2 separate regions of the Homo sapiens genome follow, and region 1 is linked to region 2. A link is an interaction called in ENCODE POLR2A ChIA-PET data of the cell type or tissue named here. Cell type or tissue: MCF 10A. All regions are shown on one strand. Each heading gives the region's core, and the rest is flanking DNA. Links, peaks and the distances in the headings are about the cores only.

Evidence for each region. ChIA-PET counts read pairs that join two places held together with the same protein. Peaks named below come from ENCODE experiments on the same cell type or tissue, not always from the same donor. Only the 100,000 strongest peaks of a DNase experiment are listed, where the experiment ranks them.
Region 1: POLR2A ChIA-PET joins it to region 2 with 5 read pairs; 12 of 35 experiments call an interaction of 5 or more read pairs at or near these places.

What each region holds. Positions count from the first base shown.
Region 1 is chr17:29,159,308-29,170,125 of GRCh38, forward strand. It overlaps MYO18A (myosin XVIIIA), which reads right to left. Exons shown (of 42, transcript NM_078471.4): 2 at 6,635-7,714. The coding sequence starts at 7,633. LOC124903967 (a long non-coding RNA gene) reads left to right here. Exons shown (of 3, transcript XR_007065693.1): 3 at 3,200-4,794. Among named protein-coding and RNA genes, the nearest start is that of MYO18A, 16 kb to the right of the region's middle. In MCF 10A, for the core only: no CTCF peak of the experiment used is centred there; no DNase peak of the experiment used is centred there.
Region 2 is chr17:29,211,474-29,222,291 of GRCh38, forward strand. No RefSeq gene overlaps it. Among named protein-coding and RNA genes, the nearest start is that of CRYBA1, 30 kb to the right of the region's middle. RefSeq lists enhancers at 488-988, 4,444-4,543, 4,604-4,653 and a silencer at 8,138-8,227. In MCF 10A, for the core only: no CTCF peak of the experiment used is centred there; a DNase peak (open chromatin) is centred at 4,488.

The DNA of each region.
Region 1 (10,818 bases), core at 3,495-7,494, 51 kb before region 2:
CACCTGCCCCCTGCCCCCAGCCCTTCATTACCTAAAGGACTTAGATAGGGTCCCTCACTGAGCCCTCAAGCCAGGATTCTCACATGGCGAGACTCAGATGCCAGGGGTGCCTGAAGCTTTGGCACAAAATGAAGACAAATTTCCTGTTTTTAAAAACAAAACAAAACAAACAAAAAAAACAGAAACAGAAACCAAAAACCCAAAGCAAAACAAAACAAAACAAAAACGCTCCAAGGATCACTTGCAGTAAAATCAGGAACAGAAGCATTGTAGAACACTGAGCCAGGCAGCACACAGCTGCTCCACCACCACCAGAAGGCCCTAGGAAAGCCCAGTGCTCCAAACCCGGCCTGGCAGACCTGGAGGCAAGACCATTTTGAGTCTTCCCTTGGAATCCTGCAGGCCCCACTCCTGGCAGCAGCCAGGTACCCTAGGGACAAGGTTGATGAGGCTCATACAGTTTCTACCCAGGGGTCTAGGGCTTCCCCTACAGCAAAAGGGCTCTCCTGTCCTTCTCCCAGATGCAGGCAACCCTGACTTGCCCATCTCCTGCAGGGCCACCAATGGCCAAGCCTGCAGGCCCGAGAAGCTGGCCTCTAATAAGCTAGAAAAGGATAGGAAGCACCCAGAAGGCCATCTCTCCCTTCAGATGGCGTCTATAAGGCTAGGGCTACAGGAAAATCCAGACGAAAGCATCAGAAAACCTCAGGAGCAAGGATGGGTGAACACTAGGATGGATTCATTAAAGAAGCTGCAAAATTACCCTCCCAGGGTGGCTTTAGAGACTGGGCACAGGGAAGGGAAGGGTACTAATGTTTCTAAGCATTTACCACCTGCCAACATCTCACATACGTGAACTTGCCTAACATAAACATGCTTACCTTATATAAAGACCCACAAAATATACAGAATAAAAAGCAAGTCTCCTTTCAGCCTGCAATTCTATTCTGCTTCTCAGAGGCAATTGGAGTGAATTCACTGGGTATGCATCTTTCTCCAACTTAACCTTCTCAACCTCTGGGAGGATAGAATAGGCCTATTTCATAGAGATCACAGGTCACCTTCACCAGGAGGCCTCTCCTGATTGCCCCCCACTTCCCCCAGGCAGAACTTCCTCCTGCCCCACTGTATGCCTGCACAGACTTCTGCGATAGCAGCTTTGCATTTCTTTACTTAGGTCTATGCTTCCTCAAGGAAAGATTATATTTTGTTTATTTAATCCCCCAGTGCTAGCACAGTGCCCGGTCCTTAGGTCAACTTCATTAAATATTTACTGAGGGAAAAGTGAACACTGAGGCTCTGAAAGGTTTGATAACTTTGGTAAAACCCAAACCCAGGTCTTTCTGGCTCCAAAGCCCATGCTCTTTCCACTGTAACATGTCCTCTCCCAAACCCACCTGAGCGTGGAGGTGGTTTATGTGAACATGGCAACCTCATGAGGAACCCGACAGCCTGAAAGCCTTTGACTAGAAACTCCACCCCACACACTAAAACCTCCAACTAGCAGCCTCACGGTCCACCAGGAGAAGTACCCCTACCACAGCGACTAGACTTGGCTGGGAGGGAGTGGTAAGCCTTCCTTTAAGACCCCCTCTCCCTTCCCACCACATTCTCAAAAGCTCAGGGAGAGCCAGGTGTAGTGGCTCACGCCTGTAATCCCAGCACTTGGGAGGCCTGAGGCAGGTAGATAGCTTGAGCTCAGGAGTTTGAGACCAGCCTGGGCAACATGGTGAAACCCTGTCTCTAATAAAATATACAAAAATTAGGCTGGGCTTGGTGGCTCACGCCTATAATCCCAGCACTTTGGGAGGCCGAGGCAGGTGGATCACCTGAGGTCAGGAGTTCGAGACCAGCCTGACCAATATGGTGAAACCCCACCTGTACTAAAAATATAAAAATTAGCTAGGCGTGGTGGCAGGCACCTGTAATCCCAGCTACTCAGGAGGCTGAGGCAGGAGAATCGCTTGAACCAGGGAGACGGAAGTTGCAGTGAGCTGAGATCGCGCCACTGCATTCCAGCCTGGGTGACAAGAGTGAAACTCCATGTCAAAAAAAAAAAAAAAAAAAAAAATAGCCAGGTGTGGTGGTGTGTGCCTGTGGTCCCAGCTTCTCAGGAGGCTGAGGTGGGAGGATCGCTTGAGCATATAAGCCAAGATCGCCCCACTGCACTCCAACCTGGGTGACAGCAAGACCCTGTCTCAAAAAAAAAAAAAAAAGAAAAATGCTCAGGAGGCCTTGCTTTCTGGCCAGCACCTCTGGCTCTCCATGGCAGGACAACCACATTGGCCAGGGTTTAGCTGGGTGGGCTTTTCTGAGCTCAGCAGAAAAGTCCTATACTCCCAGATGCAGGAGGACATGCCTCGTCCTAAGGGACTCCATTTGTCCTCCCCTAGAATGGACCGACTGAGGATACAGACAGACTCGCCTTCTCCTCTCCCAGGCCCTAGTCTCCAGCCTGGCCTCTGCCCCTTCTCAATGGGCCTTGACTTTCCCATCCGGACTTATGGAAGTGGAGGAGGGAATTTTGATCCAACTGGGGTTTTGAGATCCTCAACTTTACCAACATCTCCCCTAATCTCACCAGACTTAGGAAACACTTGGCCTTCAGCAAACTTAAGAGTAACTGATCCAAATACAGATGCCCCCCAAGAACTTTCCCTAAGGAATCAAAGGGGAAAGAATGTAGCATCTTCCCAGTACTCTGGCGGTCACATGACCCCTCCTCTCCCTCAGGCCCCTACCAGTGGGTCACCAAGACCCCAGAGTCTGACTCAGTTGCTCGAGTCTGAGATGGCTCTCCATCCCACTGCCTCTACCTGAGTCCAGGTCTCCATCCATTCTTCTAGGATCACAATCACTCCCTCACCACTCTCCCCACAGCCAACTTTGCTACACCCTAGAGCATGCTCCATAAGCAGCCAGAGTGATTTCCTAAAACCTGTTCCTATTGCTCCCTGATTAAATTGCTTCAGTGCCCTTTGGTTAAAGTTCACGTTCCCCAGCACGGCTCACAGGGGCCTCCATGACCTGGCTCCCGTGGATGCCTCCTAGTGCTTCTCCCAGCTTTCCCTTCCCACACACCGTCTCCCAGCCTTATTCCTGAAATATGTGATTCTCTCTCCATAACTTTAGGCCTTGGCATGTGTTTGTGACAGTGTTTCCCTTCCTCTTGCCTCCGCTTCACTCATCTACTACCCAGATGTCAGCTTTCGCTGACCCATCCACAAGACTGGACTTGAAGCCCCTCTGCTGCACTCCCAGCACCAGGACTGGCCCCTGTGGTTGAGCTTCTCAGAGGGTACTGTCATGGTCTGCTACTGGAACATCTCTCCCGCTTACTATGAGCTCCTTGGGGCTGGGATTATGTGCTGCTCACCGCTGGAGCCCAGGACCTAGTATGCAGTAAGTGCTCAACAAATGCTTCCCTAATGGATGGGCAGGTGGAAGGATGATGGCAGAAGAAAACGGTGTTCTCCCAGGCCTGCTGGTTGATTTCTACCAGGCCACAAATCTACCCTACCACTGTGGCTCACCCCTGCTCCCAGCGGAACCTCATCTAGCAGCTACCAGGACACATGAAGGTGTGAACCCAGCATTCTGGACACACGCCATGTGAGAGGGAAACCCAAGGGGCTGTGTCTCCCTGGGGCCTTCTAAACAGGCCATGGAGAGGAGCCGGGGGCCTGGCCCCATCTGTGTGCAGGAAGATAACAGATGGCTAGTCAGCTCCCTCAGAGCTCCCTGGGGACAGGCAATGTGTGGACACAGTTGATGGATGGCCTGATGGCAGGGTGGCCAGCAAGAGCTGTCCCTGTGGGGCTACAGTCATCAGGGTATCCCTCCCAGGAGTCTGGAGGAGGCGGGAAGACTTCTCTTGGCGCATAACTGGGATTAGAACTGCTGCCAAGACAGGGAGTAGGAGGAGTAAAAGGAAGAGGAGGAGATACAGGCTGAGGGTACAGAAGAGGTGCAGCACCCCACGCCACTCCCAGCCCTGTCCCAGGAAGCTGGAAACGCTGGGCTCACCCTGGTCCTCTCTGCTTGTGGTATGAGTCCCCACCACCTACCTGGGTGAGAAAAGATATGGGCTTCTTTCAGCCCTATGTGTCTCCTTATCCTGCCACATGGCTCTAGGAGATGCATGGGGATGGGGTTTGCTACTGTGTCCTCTGGCAGATGAAACAGGCTGAGGCTCGGGGAAGAAGTCCTCTGGGCACCAGCTGGGCTTACCCCATAGGAGCTAGAGTGAGCCAGCATTTCAGGGATACCAGCTATAACTTGGAATCCACCAGGGCCTCCAAAGCTAAACCATCTACTTCCCCAGGGATGGGATAGCAGCAGATAGTTGGGAAGGGAAAGCTAGGAAAATCTGAGATGCCAGGATGATCCCTGTGCTATAAAGAGAAAACCAAACAGCATCTGGGATGCCAGGCCCAGGGCCCCACAGAGGCCTTGCTGTGGTTCAGCAGGGAGCTGGCAACAATCCCCTGGGGGATTCATTCTTTAAGAAGAAAATTCCATCTGTTAAAAGCAGCGTTAGCCTGGAAGAACGCAGACAGGCATGGCAACATGTTAGTCTTTGCTTCTGTTATTGTTTTTGAGACAGAGTTTAGCTCTTATTGCCCAGGCTGAAGTGCAATGGCTTGATCTCGGCTCACTGCAACTTCCGCCTCCCGGGTTCAAGTGATTCTCCTGCCTCAGCCTCCTGAGTAGCTGGGATTACAGGCATGCGCCACCACGCCCAGCTAATTTTTGTATTTTTAGTAGAGACAAGGTTTCTTCCTGTTGGTCAGGCTGGTCTCGAACTCCCAACCTCAAGTGATCCACCCGCCTCAGCCTCCCAAAGTGCTGGGATTACAGGCGTGAGCCACCACCACCCAGCCCAGTCTTTGCTTCTGACATAAAGACCCCTCCTTGTTCTTCCCTCTCTACCTCGTGGTTCTCTGAGTTCCACCTAACCTGGTGGCTAAAACATAGTAGGTGCTCAATGTGTGCTTCTGGAATGAAGAGTCCAGGTCTTCCACACAGGCCTCCTCCTCCCATTCACTACCCTTCCCTGACTAGCAAAGCTGCCTAAACCCAGCTAGCTCCGGGTTAAAGGAAGGCCTGGAACCCAACTACAGTGCTTCCTGACAGTCTGACCCTACCACTGCCAGCCCCTCTTCAGGCCCAAGGTACTACTGGGTTGAGTAGCAGCTGCTTCCCCTCCCTGGGAGAAAGCTGGGACCGGGACTCTGCCTGTTTCCTCCCATTAGCACTTCCTCCCATTTCTGACTTTGACACATCTGGCTGGTCACTTAGTACCAAAAGGTCCTGGTCAAGCAGCAGGGGCCAGATCTGGACGGTCCTAAAACCCACAGCTGGGAAGGGAAGATGGCCAGAGGTGGTCACTTGTCCTTCGTATACTATCTCCAGGCAGGACATTCAAACTGCTATGTAGCCACCCTATCAAAAGACCCCTGGGATTAGTGAGCTTGATGCCCCATGGAGATCCGCTCCTCCATCTGATCTAAACCTCTCTGCTCCTGTGCCTCCTGCTGCTCTTTTTGCGCGGGCAGCTGGGGTCTCAGTGACAGTCAGGACATACTATCTGTGTAGGTTTTATCCCTCTTGCTTTTCCAGGTCCATGCTTTTTCTCCTTCCAGGAGAGGTAATAAAGACTCTTGGAGCCCAAGTGACCATTATAAATCAGATCCAGTTACTCCCCTGCTTCGAACCCTTCAATAGTCCCATTTCACTGGGATGAAATCTGAATTCCAACTGTGACTTACAAGGTCCTTTATGATCTGCCCCTGCTTTCTCTGCAGCCTCACCTGATATTTCCTTGCTCACTCAGGGGCAAGAGGAGGCTCTGGCCTGAGGTCATCTTTCCCAAAGATATAATCATACCAGCTATACATCTCAGATGTTCCATGACGGCCCTAATTTGAAATCATTTGTCCTTTTTTATCCCCAAGATCTAAATACCATGGAAATATTGTATTTTACTGTCCAGATTGTCTCTTATATCTGGAAGTGACACATGTTAGCCTATACACCCCAATTTAGGGCTCAGGAAATATGGTGCCCAAACCCCTCACCTGTCCTTGTAATGAAGAAGCTGAATACTTTCACGGTAATTACTAACCAACAGCAGAGCTCTCTCAAGGGCTCCAGGGCTGAAACTAAGGTTCAGGCAGAGCTTGGTCTATCCCAGCACCGTTGAGAAAGGCATTCCGCTGAATTCAGTTAGGTCAATCCAACAGACACAGAACACAGGAGGGAACCATAAAACCATGAGGCCTGGCCAAACTGCTCAGAATTCTACTGCAGTGAACCTTTGGGGACTTGTCCTCAGCTCCCAGACAAGGTTGAGAGACGAAGGTGTGACTCCTTTAATGTCCTTGTCTTTCTTCATTAGGTTAAACCTGGTGGGGGTGCTGTTTGTAGGGGTGGCACCCCCAGAGGATTATGAGCATGGGGCACCTTCTCCTGAGTTCATGCTTCCCCACAGGCTCAGAGAGCAGCAGGGCTTCCCCACTTACACACTGCTAGGCTCTGATAACAGCTCTTGGGTACCCCGATTACCCAGTCAAGCAGGAGGTGCCCACATTCCCCATCCCTGCTTAGCCCAGGTGCCCAGGGAAGCACTCACATCGGATGGCTCCCTGCGAGGTCCCTCGCCGCTCCGCAGCCAGCTCCTGCTGAGCTCGCTGAGCTCTGGAATGGGCTGCACCTTGAGCCGCACGCTGTCCCCTGACTGCCGGATCATCTCCACAATCTCATCCCTGGACTTGCTCTCCACATTGTGCCCATTAATCTCCACCAGTCGATCTCCTGGCACCAGCCCCAGGGCCAGGTCCTTGGTGCCTGCACCAGGCTCAGCAAAGTGGACCACACGCCGACAGGCCTGGCCCTCGGGGCCCCGATCCAGCATGGTTGTGCGCCGCAGGGAGAAGCCAAAGTCTCCAGTGGGCCGTCGTTGCAGCTCCAGCTCCCGGAGGGTAGGTGGGGGCAGGGGCACCACGGGGGGCAGGCGCAGGTCGACTGGGAACTTTTTAGTCACTAGCTCAGGGGCTCGGGATCGGTGCCCTGGTCGAGGGATGCCTGGGCCAGGATGCTGCACCAGCTGTCCCTCTAGAGTCCTCACCTCCACCTGTGGCGAGGGGGCGGCAGAGTGCTCTGAGGGCGTCGAGGTTTCTGAGGCGCTCTCATCCCGGCTACGCTGGGAGAAGGAAAAGCGCTTGACAATCATCTGTGAGTTCTGCTTGGCCAGTGAGCCGAACTTGGCTGCCCGCTGCAGCACCGAGCCACGGAAGCTACCCTCCTCACCCTTGAGGTCATCGCTGGAGCTGGCTGTACTTAGGTGGCCCGAGTCCAGGATGACGCTGCCCCGGTTACTATCGGAGTCAATGTCAGTCAGGTGCAGGTCAGAGCCGCTGGCCACCTTGATGGGGATGGGGTTGGAGATTTCCAGGCGCGTCTTGGATTCACGCTTGGAGGAGCGGTTCAGGTTGAAGAAGCCACGTCGCAGGCTCATCTCCTCCAGGCTCCGAAGCTCTGCCGCTGACATCCGCTCCTTTTTCTCCTTTTTCTCCTTCTTCTCCTTCCGCCCGCCATCTTTGTCCTTGTCTTTCTTCATTAGGTTAAACATGGTGGGGGTGCTGTTTGTAGGGGTAGCACCCCCAGAGGATTATGAGTGCTTAGCACAGGGCCTTGGTGCCCCACTTTGCTGCTGCAAACAGAAACACACAGAGAGAAAGGTTATTCGAACAGAGCCTCATGTGTCTCCAGTCCAGACATAACCAAATGATACAGCTACTCCTCACTGGGTGCTAGCTATGTGCCAGGCACTCTGCCTTACCCAATATTGTCTCCACTGATTTAATCCTTACAACCCTTCTATAGGTAGTTACTATTATTACCCCATTTTACAAATAAGGAAACTTAAGGTTTAGATAAGGCGGTAAAAGCCCAGATTCCAAAAAGGCGGTAAAAGCCCAGATTCCAAAGCCTGTCATTTCCTTGAATCTTTGATAGACCAAGGCTTAGGTGTATCTGGAGGTAGTATGTGGGAGACCTGACCTCCTGGTGAGAGAATGCTTCAAACCAACCTGGGACCTGACTTAAAGATTCAAACACAGGCCAGGCAGGGTGGCTCATGCCTGTAATCATAGCACTTTGGGAGACTGAAGCAAGAGGATCGATTGAGCCCAGGAGTTTAAGACCAGCCTGGACAACACAGTGAGACCCTATCTCTAAAAAAAATTTTAAAAATTAGCCAGGCATGCTGGTGCATGCCCACATTCCTAGCTACTTGGGAATTTGAGGATTGCTTGAGCCCAGGAGGTCGAGGTTGCAGTGAACTATGATCACACTACTCCAGCTTGGGCAACAGAGTGAGACCCTGTCTCAAAAAAAAAAAAAAGATTCAAACTCAAAGGAAAAAGAAAAGGGACTCAATGCAACATCACCTCCCACAGACAATGTTCGTTTAAGCAACAGACATCCCATTCTTTGGACTCTTTCCTGAGCCTGTTATCCCTAGAGTAGCACCCTTAGCCACCGCCTAACAGAAGAACTCAAAGGAACCAACATTTATTTAATGACTACCACTGGCTAGGCCTAATGCCAGGCACTTTACATGCACTATCTCCTCTGAACCTCACAGCATTCCTACAAGGTAGATATCATTATTTCCACTGTACAAAGGAAGAAAATGGGATACAGAAAATTAAGTATATGTTAGTTGTCACACAGCTAATAAATGGTGATGTTGGGATTCAGTGGCAAATATTGTGTTCTTTCTAGGGCCTGGGTGACCAAAGTAAAGCAGCAAGAGAAAGAAGGGAAGTTCCAGACCAAACAGAGGATAGACAGCTGCGAGGTGGGGGTGGGGTAGGGTCCACTGGATAAACAGGATCCTAAAAAATTCACATCCTTTTCCCCAGACCAACACCTAAATATAGCCCCAGGAAGAAAACTGTGGTAGCCTGAAAGAAAATCCCAGCCCCAGGGTGTGTGAAACCTACCCACCAACCTACCCAACCCCCTGCACATCTAACTGGGGACAGGACCAATAAAAACCTGGTGGGAAGAGTTGAGAGAGTCTTTCTTGTTCTAACCAGCAGGGAACAAGAAGAAGAAATAGGCCATGCCACCTAATTGGAAATTAAATGACATTTTTTCTCTCTCTCTGAAAGCCTACCCCTCTGAGTTTCACACAGAGGATCTACAAGCTTATCCCTTCTAGTAATGGCCTCTTGCCAGGCCCTGGACAGGCCTTTCCTCTCTGTGTGCTCCACCCCTACAACCAAGCAGGGCCCTCCGGGATCCCCAGTCTACTGAGAGGGACCATCCTTCAACCCTGGTACAATGCTCAGGAAGGCATCAAGGTCAGAAATTCCCAAAGGCCGTAGTGCAATGGCTAATTGCTTCCCCCTGCCCAGCATCCTGACTTGTGTTGCTCCTGACATACCAACTCATCTCCTTTCTAGAGCAGTGCTGTCCATAAGAAATATAATTCAAGGCCAGGTACAGTGGCTCATGCCTGTAATCCCCAATACTTTAGGAGGCTGAGGCAGGCAGATCACTTGAGGTCAGAAGTTCAAGACCACTCATGCCTATAATCCCAGCACTTCGGGAGGCCGAGGTGGGCGGATCACCAGAGGTCAGGAGTTCGAGACCAGCCTGGCCAACATAGTAAAACCCCATCTCTACTAAAAATACAAAAACTGGCCAGGTGTGATGGCACACGCCTGTAATCCCAGCTATTCGGGTGGCTGAGGCATGAGAATCACTTGAACCCAGGAGGCAGAGGTGGCGTGATCTCGGCTCACTGCAACCTCTGCCTCCCAGGGTTCACGCCATTCTCCTGCCTCAGCCTCCCAAGTAGCTGGGACTACAGGTGCCCGCCACCACGCCCAGCTAATTTTTTGTATTTTTAGTGGAGATGGGTTTTCACCGTGTTAGCCAGGATGGTCTCGATCTCCTGACCTCATGATCCACCTGTCTCGGCCTCCCAAAGTGCTGGGATTACAGGCGTGAGCCACCGCGCCTAGCCTTGAACTTGTTGGTTCTAAATGCTACATGCACAGTACCTGGGAGTTAGAAAACAGGAAATCTAGGGCCCAAAAGGCACACAGCCAGGGGCCTTGGCCAGGTAGGTCTGGACTGATTTGGGGTGGAGGAGTACCTGACAGCCAGCATTCTCTCTTCGGGGCTCTACTGTGACAAGGGGAGTCTCTCTCCTCCTGACTGTTGATGGGGTGTGGCACAGACCTACCATAAACCAAGATGTGGGGTCTTCAGCTGTTACTGCCCACCTTATACCTTACCCACCACTGCCTGCACCATCTTAAAGGGATGGTTTAGAAGATAACTCCAGGGGCACTTGTGGAAGAAATGAAGAAAGAAATCCACCTTGGGGACTTGGATGGGACAAACAAGAGTATCATGGCCTCAGTTCAACCACAGAGAACCCAACTGACTAGAATGCTGTCCCACCAAGACGCCCAATTCTCGGTCTATAATGCTTACCCAATCCTGGCTCTTTGCTGGGGGCTAGATCGCTGAGTAATATGAGTGGAAAGGATCTCCCAGAATTCTAGGATCTTTGGGCTGGAAAGGTCCCTGAAAAAGTCTGAGCAAAAGCTTGTTCCTCACTGTCATTGCAGCAGGCAGGACAGCAGACGGTCACAGCAGCAGCACAAGGGATGGCGCTGGCCAGAAGTTTCAGGAGATTTGGTATCTAGGCCTGGATCTGCCAAAAAATCGCTGGGGGACCTTGAGCCTGTCACTCTGCTCAAGGTTGAACTACATGATCTAGATCTCTTCTGG
Region 2 (10,818 bases), core at 2,496-6,495:
GTACATCTCATGATCCCAGAAGACAAAAAAAAAAAGAGAAAAACTTGAACCAAACCCATAGACAAAACCTGCTCCAGAGCCTCATTCTCCTCCCCATCAGCAAGATGCTCCTTCAGTCTATCTTAAATCCCTCTGAGTATGGTTCTGCCTTCTGGAAACCCCCAGAGCCAGGACCACCATTCTCTTACCTGAAAGGCAGTAGTTGTCTCTGAGAGCTGGAGGTCCAAATAAATCTGCTGCCTGCTTAGGGGTACTGCAAAGCAGGGAATGTGCAGAATGTGGGCTGTTTATCCCCAGGCCTTGGGGGCCCTGCAGGAGGAAAACTCAGAAAAAGCTGGGACAAAAGCTGGGAGACACAATGGGCATCCCTCGTGCTCAAAATCCTGCCCACTCGGCACAACAGAAGCCACGAGAATCCCCCCACTGCCAGCACTCAGGACCTAGCTGTGCCCATGGCCTGCCAGATTTGTTAAATTTGCTCCACAGGTGTGAACGCCCTGAGGGTCCTGTGTGGTCACCCGTGTGGAAGGGCAGATGAGGCCTGGCTTGGAAACCACCTGGCCCCCAAGAGATCTTGGTCTACACTGGCAGGAGTGAATCAGGAGCTGTGGCTTATCCCTCCCCAAAGCAGTTCTTTTTCCCATTTTGGTGGAAGGGGCAGCGAAGCTTGAGAATGAAGTTTAGGAGCACCTTCCCAAGAGAGGGCCACCTTCTCCAGAAAGCCTGCCCAGCTTCTCTGGCCTTCCTGACCTCTCTCAGCATTCAAGCCTGAAACCAAGGGCCTAGGGCTCTATGGCTTCCTGTGTGACTTTGGGCAACTCACTCTACATCTCTGGTCCTCATTTGTGTAGGAGAACCAACAAATATTGAGTGGCTTTCCAGTGCTAAACACATAAAAACTTTACATCCCTTTCCTTATTCAAATCCTCCTACCAACTCTATGAGATTGATATTAGGATCCCCTCATTGTAGCAGAGGAAACTGAGGAACAGAGAGGTTAGGTAACTTACCTTGGGTCACACAGCTGGAATTCAAACTCAGATCTGGGTTGACTCAAACTCCATGGCTTCACATCATAAATTATACAGTACTTGACACAAGTGTAGCAGGAATGACTCCACCCTCAACTGCAGGGTATAGGAAATAGGTATTAGCTTTTGTATAACTCAGTTTAATCCCAGTCAATTTTAGTTTCCCCCTCCTTCTGCACCAGGAAATTTTCGAAGTGTCCAAAGGCAGGGGTGGAAGCACTCTGCCTCTGTGTCATCTGCAGCTGATTAGTATCATTGTGTCATCCACTGTTCAGCTAGTCATTGGCTCACACATGGGTGTTTTTTGTTTTTTGTTTTAGAGACAATATCTCGCTCTGTCACCCAGGCTGGAGTGCAGTGCCATGATTGCAGCTCACTGTATCCTTGAACTCCTGGGCTAAAGCCATCCTCCCGTCTCAGTCTCCTGAGTAGTTGGGACTACAGATTTGTGCCACTACGCCTGGCTTCTGGTGGCTTTTTTTTTTACTACATTCATGCCAGCCTTGATGTTCCAGGATTCCAGGGAGGCAAGTTCCCATTTGCCCAGCCTCACAATGGGGCCATTCTCTTTCTGCTCGCCTAGGCTGTGGCCCCAAATACACAGTAGAGTTATTCTTGCTGGAACTCATGGCCACCTACATAGTCATCGCTTTTCCTCTGCCACCAGCCTGGAGGAAGCTTCTTTAGTTTCTAAAGGGAAGCCCACTCCCCTTAAACCTGCCCCACCCAGCTTTCACTTATGGTATTTCCTTCGACTATGTGGCCGATGTTCAGAAGCCTCTCCATTCCCCTAAAGGCTGGGTTTCTGGAGAACTAGGCCAGGAAGCAACTTTATTTCTGCAGCATCATCTTCTGAGGCAACGAGCACAGGACAGTCCAGCTCCTAGAAGAGGGGCCAGTGGTGGCCATGAAGTGTTAAAATGCCAGTAAGGGAAAAATGGGTAAGGTCCGCAAAACATCACATCAAGTTCGGGCGCAGTGGCTCACTCCTGTAATCCCAGCATTCTGTGGGGCCAAGGTGGAAGGATCACATGAGCTCAGGAATTCAAGGCCAACAAAATGAGACCTTGTTTCTACAAAAAGTAAAAAAAATAGCTAGGCATGGTGATGTGCTCCTGCGGTCCCGGCTACTCGGAAGGCTGAGGCGGGAGAATCACTTGAGCCCAGAAGGTTGAGGCTACAGTGAACCAAGATTACTCCACTGCACTCCAGCCTCACTCCAGAGTGAGACTCTGTCTCTAATAATAATAATAATCAATAACTATATCTGAACTTATTGTTATTATTATTTCTTCCAATTTCCTTTTTCTTAGAGCCAGAGATATTATAGCCTGGCAGGACTTAATAGCAATAATAATCATGGCTAATATGTGTTAAGTGCTTGTTATGGCCAGGCATTGTGATAAGCGCTTTACCTATATTATTTATTTTTATTTTTATTTTTATTTTTATTTTGTAGACGGAGTCTTGCTCTGTCACCCAGGCTGGAGTCCAGGGGCACAATCTCAGCTCACTGCAACCTCTGCCTGGAGGTTCAAGTGATTCTCCTGCCTCAGCCTCCTGAGTAGCCAGGATTACAGGCGCCCACCACCATGCGCAGCTAATTTTTGTATTTTTAGTAGAGACGGGGTCTCACCATGTTGGTCAGGCTGATCTCGAACTCCTGACCTCAGGTGATCTGCCCGCTCGGCCTCCCAAAGTGCTGGGATTACAGGTGTGAGCCACCATGCCCGGCCAATATTATTTCATTTAATGCTCATAAAAGTCCTACAAGGCACTTATGATCCTCATTTTAAGAGGAAGCTGATCCTCAGAGGGCAAAATCATCTTGCATGAGGTCATCCAATCACTGAGCCACACCATTCAGATGCACCACAAGACTCGGCAGTGTTCCTCAGGCTGCCCAGTCACCAGCATCGGGAACCGCTGTCCATGAGCAAGTAGATGGGACGGGTGCCTCCCTGGATGAGGATGTGATGAAATGCTGGCGTGAACTGGTTTTGCCATGCAGAAGCAGGAAGATGGCTAGGAAAGACTTAATGTCTTACCTAGCCATCTTCCTTCCAAGGATCAAAAGGTCCAACTGTAGGTCCTTCAGCCAGGTTGGCCCACCTGTCAATGGCTTCCCAGCCCACACTCAGAAGCGTTGCCCAGGGTTCTAGGCTGGGGCCACCTCCTGCCTGTCTTCCCTCTTTTCTGGAAGATGCTAGGAAAGTACTGCCCTAATCCAGGGTCCCCTCATTCACCCAGAAGTGACTGTGGGTACAAGGAAGTGGGTGGCACCACCAACAGGTGGAACAGGTGCCAGGAGTATAGTCCTGGGAGGTGACAGGGCAGGCCTGGGACCAGAAGCTGCAAATTCCTAGTCCATCTACTGCCTGGATGCTCCTGAGCTGATATTAAAGGCCCGGGGCACTATCACTTCCTGTGTGACTTTGGGCAGCTCACTCTACCTCTCTGGTCTTCATTTGTGTAACAGAACCAACAAATATTGAATGACTTTCCAGTGCTAAACACATATAAACTTTACATTACACACACACACATGCTGTGACAGAGTTAACCTTCCTCTAATATGAGATTCCTCTTCTTCTATAGTAATTGGACTTTTATTTATACCTAGGCAATGTCTGCCCAGAATAAAGACTTTATTTTTTCCAGCCTTCTTTTCAGCTAGGTATGGCCATGCGACTACTCCCTGGTCAACAAGGATAAACGTTGTGTTGGTAAGTGCATCTTCCGGGCAAGGCTCAGCTGGATAATTTTTTTACTCCTTGTGCCATTGACTGAGGTCACTTGGTGGAGTTTAGCTGGTACACGGGTTGGCTCGGAGGGTCCATGACGGCTTCACTCATGTCTGGCATGCTGGCAGGGGCAGCTGGAAGGCTCAGCCAGAACTGCGAATTGGAACATCCACATGTGGCCTCTCCAGCTCTCGGGAGAGTTGGACTTTCTTACATGGCAGCCCAGGCTTCGGGAGCAAGTATTTCAGCGATCAAAGTAGATGCTCTATGGCCTGTTACAACTGAGCCTCAGAAGGTACTTGCCATCACTTCTGCCTATGCTAATAGACCTACTGTTTGGGTCAAGGCAGTCACAAGTCCACCAACATTTAAGGAGAAGGGACAGAGAACACTTAGAAACTTTACACACACACACACACACACACACACACACACACACACACACACGCTGTGACATAGACTACTAACCTTCCCCTAATATGAGATTCTTTTTCTCCTATAGTAATTGAACCTTTTATTTATAGCTCAGTGAGGCTGAGTCTCTCACTGACCAACTGCTCAATGAGAGAAGTGTCAAAGAATTTGCAACCTGCTGGGTGCAGTTGCTCATGCTTGTAGTCCTAGCACTTTGGAAGGTCAAGGTGGGAGGACCACTTGAGGCCAGGAAGTCAAGACCAGCCTGCGCAACAGGGCAAGACCCCATCTCTGCCAAAAATAAGAAAAATTAGTCATGTGTGGTGACGCAAACCTGTAGTCGCAGGTTCTCACGGGCTGAGGCCAGGAGGGTGGCTTGAGTCCAGGAGTTGGAGGCTGCAGTGAGCTGTGATTATGCCACTGCACTCCAGCCTGGGTGACAGAGCAAGACCCTGTCTCAAAAAAAGAAACACACACACACAAGACACCACAGCAATCCTGGACCACTTGGGTCTGGACCTTAAGTCAGAGAAAAATAAACTTCCATTTTGTTAAAGCCACCACTCCCTTGGTTGTCTGTCACTCACGGCCAAATGCAATCCCAACAGAAACACACATATGCACAGACAAGCACATGCATACACACATACTCTCAATGACAGTGCACGCGGCCCACAAGACACAAGGAGAGACGTAAATGTTGAAATCTCACTAGGTTAGGAGTATTCATCTACTCACATGAACTCATACCACACACCAGTTTCAGGAGCTGTCCTTCCCCGAGGTTCACATCTCACTCCGCACTTCCCCTGCCACAACCCTCACTGTGGTATATTATAATTAGAATATACTTGTCCATATCACCCTTCCCCTGGTCAACCCTTGGACCCCATCTGTCTTGTTCATCATCATTCATTTAGCACCAAGCACAGGACTTCAATCGACATTTGACCAGGTTTGTATTTTACAAACAGCCTGCAGGTGACACTTTGAGCTGCTGGGGACTAGAGTCTGAGTGTAATGAGACTGATGAGGAGCCTGCCTGGATGTGAGGAGACCCTGAACTGGAGCCTCAGTACTGGAGACGGGGATGAAATGGAGAGAGCAGGAGGTGGGATTGACAGGCATTGGGAGTGATTGGGGGGCGAGGGAGAAGTAGGAGTCAAGGAGCGCACCCAGATTTCTAATCTGGACGATGCAATAACAAATGGTGGCACTCTTTGCTGACAGCAGAAACAAGGGGGGAGCAGAAGACTCAGGAGAAGGTAACAAGCTCAGTTTTGCCTATCTGTATTTCAAATGCCTGGGGGGCCATCCAGGTGGACTCATGCAGGAGGCAGCTAGACGGTTGGATGGAACAAAAGACTAGTGAAGACATGACCACGCTTTCTGAAACATTCCCATGCAAGTCATTCATTGTCCAGACAAAGTGTTGGAGGAAGCGGGGTGCAGGGCAGGGCCCTGGGTTGGAAGTTGACAGACCCACATTCCCTTCGCCACTACTACCTGATGTGTCATCTTGATGGGCAAGGGACACTGCCTTCTGGCTTGTACTTTTCTACTTAGTTGTAAAAATGAGAAGCCTGCCTCAAACCTCTGTGTTTCCTTCTAGCTCTCAGATGCTATGGCTAAATATTTGAAATATTTGCAGGCCTACCCTCTGCAGGCTACTGGGCTGGGCCCTGACCCCATTTCCACTTCTCTCAAACAACAACAACAACAACAACAACAACGACAACAACCACCAAAAAGCAGGTCAACTGCAGGAGGAAACTGGGAGGTGAAACACACTGTAAGCTCCTCTGCTCCAAACTGCTCTTCTTTTTCCCCATTCCCTGCACCAAGGTCTCTGTCCACCCAATACACCAGAATGCCCTCCTTAGGTCTCCAGGCCCCTCCAGCTACTCCCAACAACTATTTCCCAAAAGACCAACTAGGAATAAAAATTATCCCCATTCCTCCCCTTTGTGTCACACTTTACATTTCTACTTTCTCCAGTATAAATGATATTTACTGCACGGGAACCATATGGTAGGCACCATGCCAGGCTCTGGGATGAAGACCACACAGACCCTACCCTCAAAAAAGCAGGGAAGAGAGTTAGCAATGTAATTCGAGGTGAATGAACCACACAGGGGCTGTAGGAACATAGATGAAGGGAAGTGGTGTGTGTGTGTGTCTGTGTGTGTGTGTGTGTTCAGGAGGATCCTCAAACCCTGTGAAGTTTTGGGTTTTTTGTTTGTTGGCATGTTTGTTTAAGATAGAGTCTTGCTTTGTTGGCCAGCCTGGAGTGCAGTGGCTTGATCTCAGCTCACCGCAACCTCCACCTCCCGGGTTCGAGCAATTCTCGTGCCTCAGCCTCCCAAGTAGCTGGGATTACAGGCATGCACCACCACGCCTAGCTAATTTTTGTATTTTTAGTGGAGACAGCGTTTCACCTTGTTGGCCAGGCTGGTCACGAACTCCTGACCTCAAGTGAGCCACCCACCTCAGCCTCCCAAAAGTGCTGGGATTATAGGCATGAGCCACCATGCTCAGCCATTTGTTTGTTTTCTGATACAGGGTCTTGCTCTGTTGCCCAGGTGGGAGTGCAGTGGTGCAATCATGGCTCACTGCAACCTCGACTTCCCAAGCTCAAGCGATCCTCCCGCCTTAGCCTCCCTCGTAGCTGGAACCACAGATGTCCGCCACCATGCCCACCTAATTTTTTACATTTTTTGTAGGGACAGGATCTTGCTGTGTTGCCCAGGTTGGTCTCAAACTCCTGAGCTCAAGCAATCTTCCCAACTTTGCCTCCTACAAGTGCTGGGGATTACAGGTGTGAGCCACTGCACCTGGCCCCTGTGAAGTTTTTATAAAACATTAGCACTGGAAGGGATCTCACAGACCAATTAGTCCCACTCCCTCATTTTACATGTGCAGAAACTGAGGCCCAGGCTGGCCACGCATGGTGGCTTACACCTGTAATCCCAACACTTTGGGAGGCTGAGGCAGGAGGATCATTTGAGCCCAGCGGTTCAAGACCAGCCTGGACAGCATAACAAGAACCCCCATCTCTACAAAAAAAATTAAAAATTAGGCCAGGTGCGGTGGCTCACGCTTGTAATCCCAGCACTTTGGGAGGCCGAAGCGGGCAGATCATGAGGTCAGGAGATCGAGACCATCCTGGCTAACATGGTGAAACCCCGTCTCTACTAAAAATACAAAAAATTAGCCGGGCATGGTGGCAGGTGCCTGTAGTACCAGCTACTCGGGAGGCTGAGGCAGGAGAATGGCGTGAACCCGGGAGGCAGAGCTTGCAGTGAGCCGAGATCGTGCCACTGCACTCCAGCCTGGGTGACAGAGCAAGACTCCGTCCCAAATAATAATAATAATAATAATAATAATAATAATAATAATAATATCTTAAGAGGTATAAGAGCTAATATGCTTCCTTCCGGGCTTCATTCTAAGCTCTCTAGATGGATTGATTCGTTTATTACTCACAACATACCTGAGAGTTAGGTTTTTATGTTCCCCTAATATGACAATATTGAGTCTTAGGTTAATTGACTTGCCTGAGGTCACACAGTTAACACAATACTGAATACAGGTAGTCCAAATAAAGAGCCATGAGCGTGGGGGGGAATTGCCTGGAGGCCTTAACATATGATTTCTATACCCTACCCTCAGAAAGTCTGATTCTCTCGGCCTGAAGTGAACAAGCTGGAATTTGCATTTTAGCCATGCACCCTAGGTGATTATGGTTTGGTGGCTATCGGACCACTCTCTGAAAAAACCCAGTTCGAATGTACCTTTTTTCTCAATTCAGAGTTTTCTGGCACAATCCCTCCCTTCCTTGGGACTCCCTGTCCTCAAGGGACCCCGCTTTCCGGAGTCTGCTGGGAATAAGGGTACTCTGGAAACGGACGTATGCCCCCTGGTGGTCAGAAATTAGAGGCTAGGCGCTACAGCCAGCAGGGTCCCGTCAACCGCACAAATTTGTGAACTTTTCTAGAATTTCGTTCAGCCAGTATTACTGAGGTGCCACTATGGGCCAGCACTGAGCCATTGTAATACACAGCACATTGGAGAGAAAGAAGACTTCTGGGGACAGAATTTTTCAAGGTGACTGCTCACCTATTTTCATCCGTGGATACAAAGGCATCAGTTTCAAGCTGCAATTGGACAAATTTCACCTGGTCTAAGTATTCGTATCTGGCAACATATAGCTCTGATCTTAGGTCTTTAGGAGGCTGAAAAAGAGTTTTTTGAAAAAGGCTGAGTCCACCCTCGGGAAGGAAACACAGGAGCATGTATATTTGCAGGGCTCCAAGGCTTTGTAGTCAGGCTGTTCCAGCTCTGTTACTTCAGGCTCTGGGACCCGGGAGCAGTTATTTCATCTTTCTAAGCTGCAGCTGCTTCACCTGAACTATGTGAATAATAACAACACCTGTCTCAAAGGTTTGTGTGATGAAATGGTCTCTTAGTGCCTGGCACAAGATAAACGTTCAAAAAAGTTGTAGGTATTTTGAAATATAATACTTTGTAGTTATATACCATAAAGTATACACTATATATACCAGGGTTCTAACACCAGCCTTAATTCATTCACCTTAAAAAGGAACACAAATGGGCCGGGCGCGGTGGCTCACGCCTGTAATCCCAGCACTTTGGGAGGCCGAGGCGGGTGGATCAACTGAGGTTGGGAGTTCAAGACCAGCCTGGCCAACATGGCGAGACCCTGTCTCTACTAAAAATACAAAAATTAGCCGGGCGTGGTGGTGCGCGCCTACAATCCCAGCTACTCGGGAGGCTGAGGCAGGAGAATCGCTTGAACCCGGGAGGTGGACATTGCGGTGAGCCGAGATCGCGCCACTGCGCTCCAGCCTGTGCAACAAGAGCAAAACTCCGTCTCAAAAAAAAAAAAAAAAGGAACACGAATAATTCTTGAGGCCAGGCACAGTAGCTCACTCCTGTAATCCCAGCACTTTGGGAAGCCAAGGTGGGAGAATCACTTGAGGCCAGGAGTTGGAGACTAGCCCAGACAACATAGTGAGACCCCTGTCTCTCCAAATAAAAAAAAAATTAGCCAGACATGGTGTCATGAACCGGTAGTCCCAGCTATACAGGAAGCTGTCGCAGGAGGATCACTTGAGCCCTGTAGTTGGAGGCAGCAGTGAGCCACTCCTGCCTGGGTGACAGACCAAGACCCCATCTAAAAAAAAGAAAAAACTCTTGATCCACTGTAGTTGAGAGACAAGATTTCCTCCAGTTTTGAATCCTCTAATATGTGATGCATAGACATCTAAACTATTCCACACTGTTGGTGGGATTGCAAGCTAGTACAACTTTGAAAAATTGTTTGATAGTGTCTGCTAAAACTGAACATATTTATGGCCCAGCAATTTATTCTTAGGTATATTCCCAAAAGAAATGTTTACATATGTTACCCAGAAAACATAAACAAGCATGTTTATAGCAATACTATTTATAACAGCCTCCAAGTGGGGAAATATCTAAGTGTCTATCAACACTACAATAAGTTTTTGTGTGTGTTTGTTTGTTTGTTTTGTTGAGATGAAGTTTCGCTCTTGTTTCCCAGGCTGGAGTACAAAGGCAAAATCTCGGCTCACTGCAACCTCCGCCTCCCGGGTTCAAGCAATTGTCCTGCCTCAGCCTCCTGAGTAGCTGGGATTACAGGTGCCCGCCACTACGCCTGGCTAACTTTTGTATTTTAGTAGAGACGGAGTTTCACCATGTTGGCCAGGCTGGTCTTGAACTCCTGACCTCAAGTAATCGGTCCGCCTTGGCCTCCCAAAGTGCCGGGATTACAGGCATGAGATATGGCGCCCGGCCTAGATGTTTATTTTTTATTTTATTTTTATTTTATTTTATTTTATTTTATTTTATTTTATTTTATTTTATTTGAGACAGAGTTTCACTCTTGTCGCTCAGGCTGCAGTGTAATGGCAGTCTCGGCTTACTGCAACCTCCACCTCCCAAGTTCATGCAATTCTCCTGACTCAGCCTTCTGAGTAGGTGGGATTACAGGCGCACACCACCCTGCCCAGCTAATTTTTATATTTTAGTAGACACGGGATTTTACCATGTTGGCCAGGCTGGTCTTGAACTCCTGAATTCAAGTGATCCGCCTGCCTCGGCCTCTCAAAGTGCTGGGATTACAGGCGTGAGCCACCACGCCCGGCTCCAGCTACATTTTTAAATTGTGGTATTTTCATAGACTAGAACACTACATGCAGTAACATGAGTAAATTTCACAAATATAATGACAAAAGAAGCCAGACACTGAAGAGTCCATACCGTATGATTTCATTTATATAAAGTACCAAATGGTTGAAATGAAATGCCATTAGAAACTGGAATACTAATTGCCTTTAGGTGCAGAGTGGTGATTAGAGGGGGGCTAAAGGGGTTTCAGGGAGGGGATTGCCAATAATGTTCTATATCATGATCTGTGTGGCAGTTATACAAAGTGTCTGGACTTTATAAAAACTAATCAGACTGATTGCTTATGATTTGTGCACTTTTCTATAGTATGGATTCATAGATTTCAATGAAAAGTTAGATTTTAATTAAAAGTTTACCTAAAAACTCTCCGTGAGTCCCTCATGACCAATCACAGAACA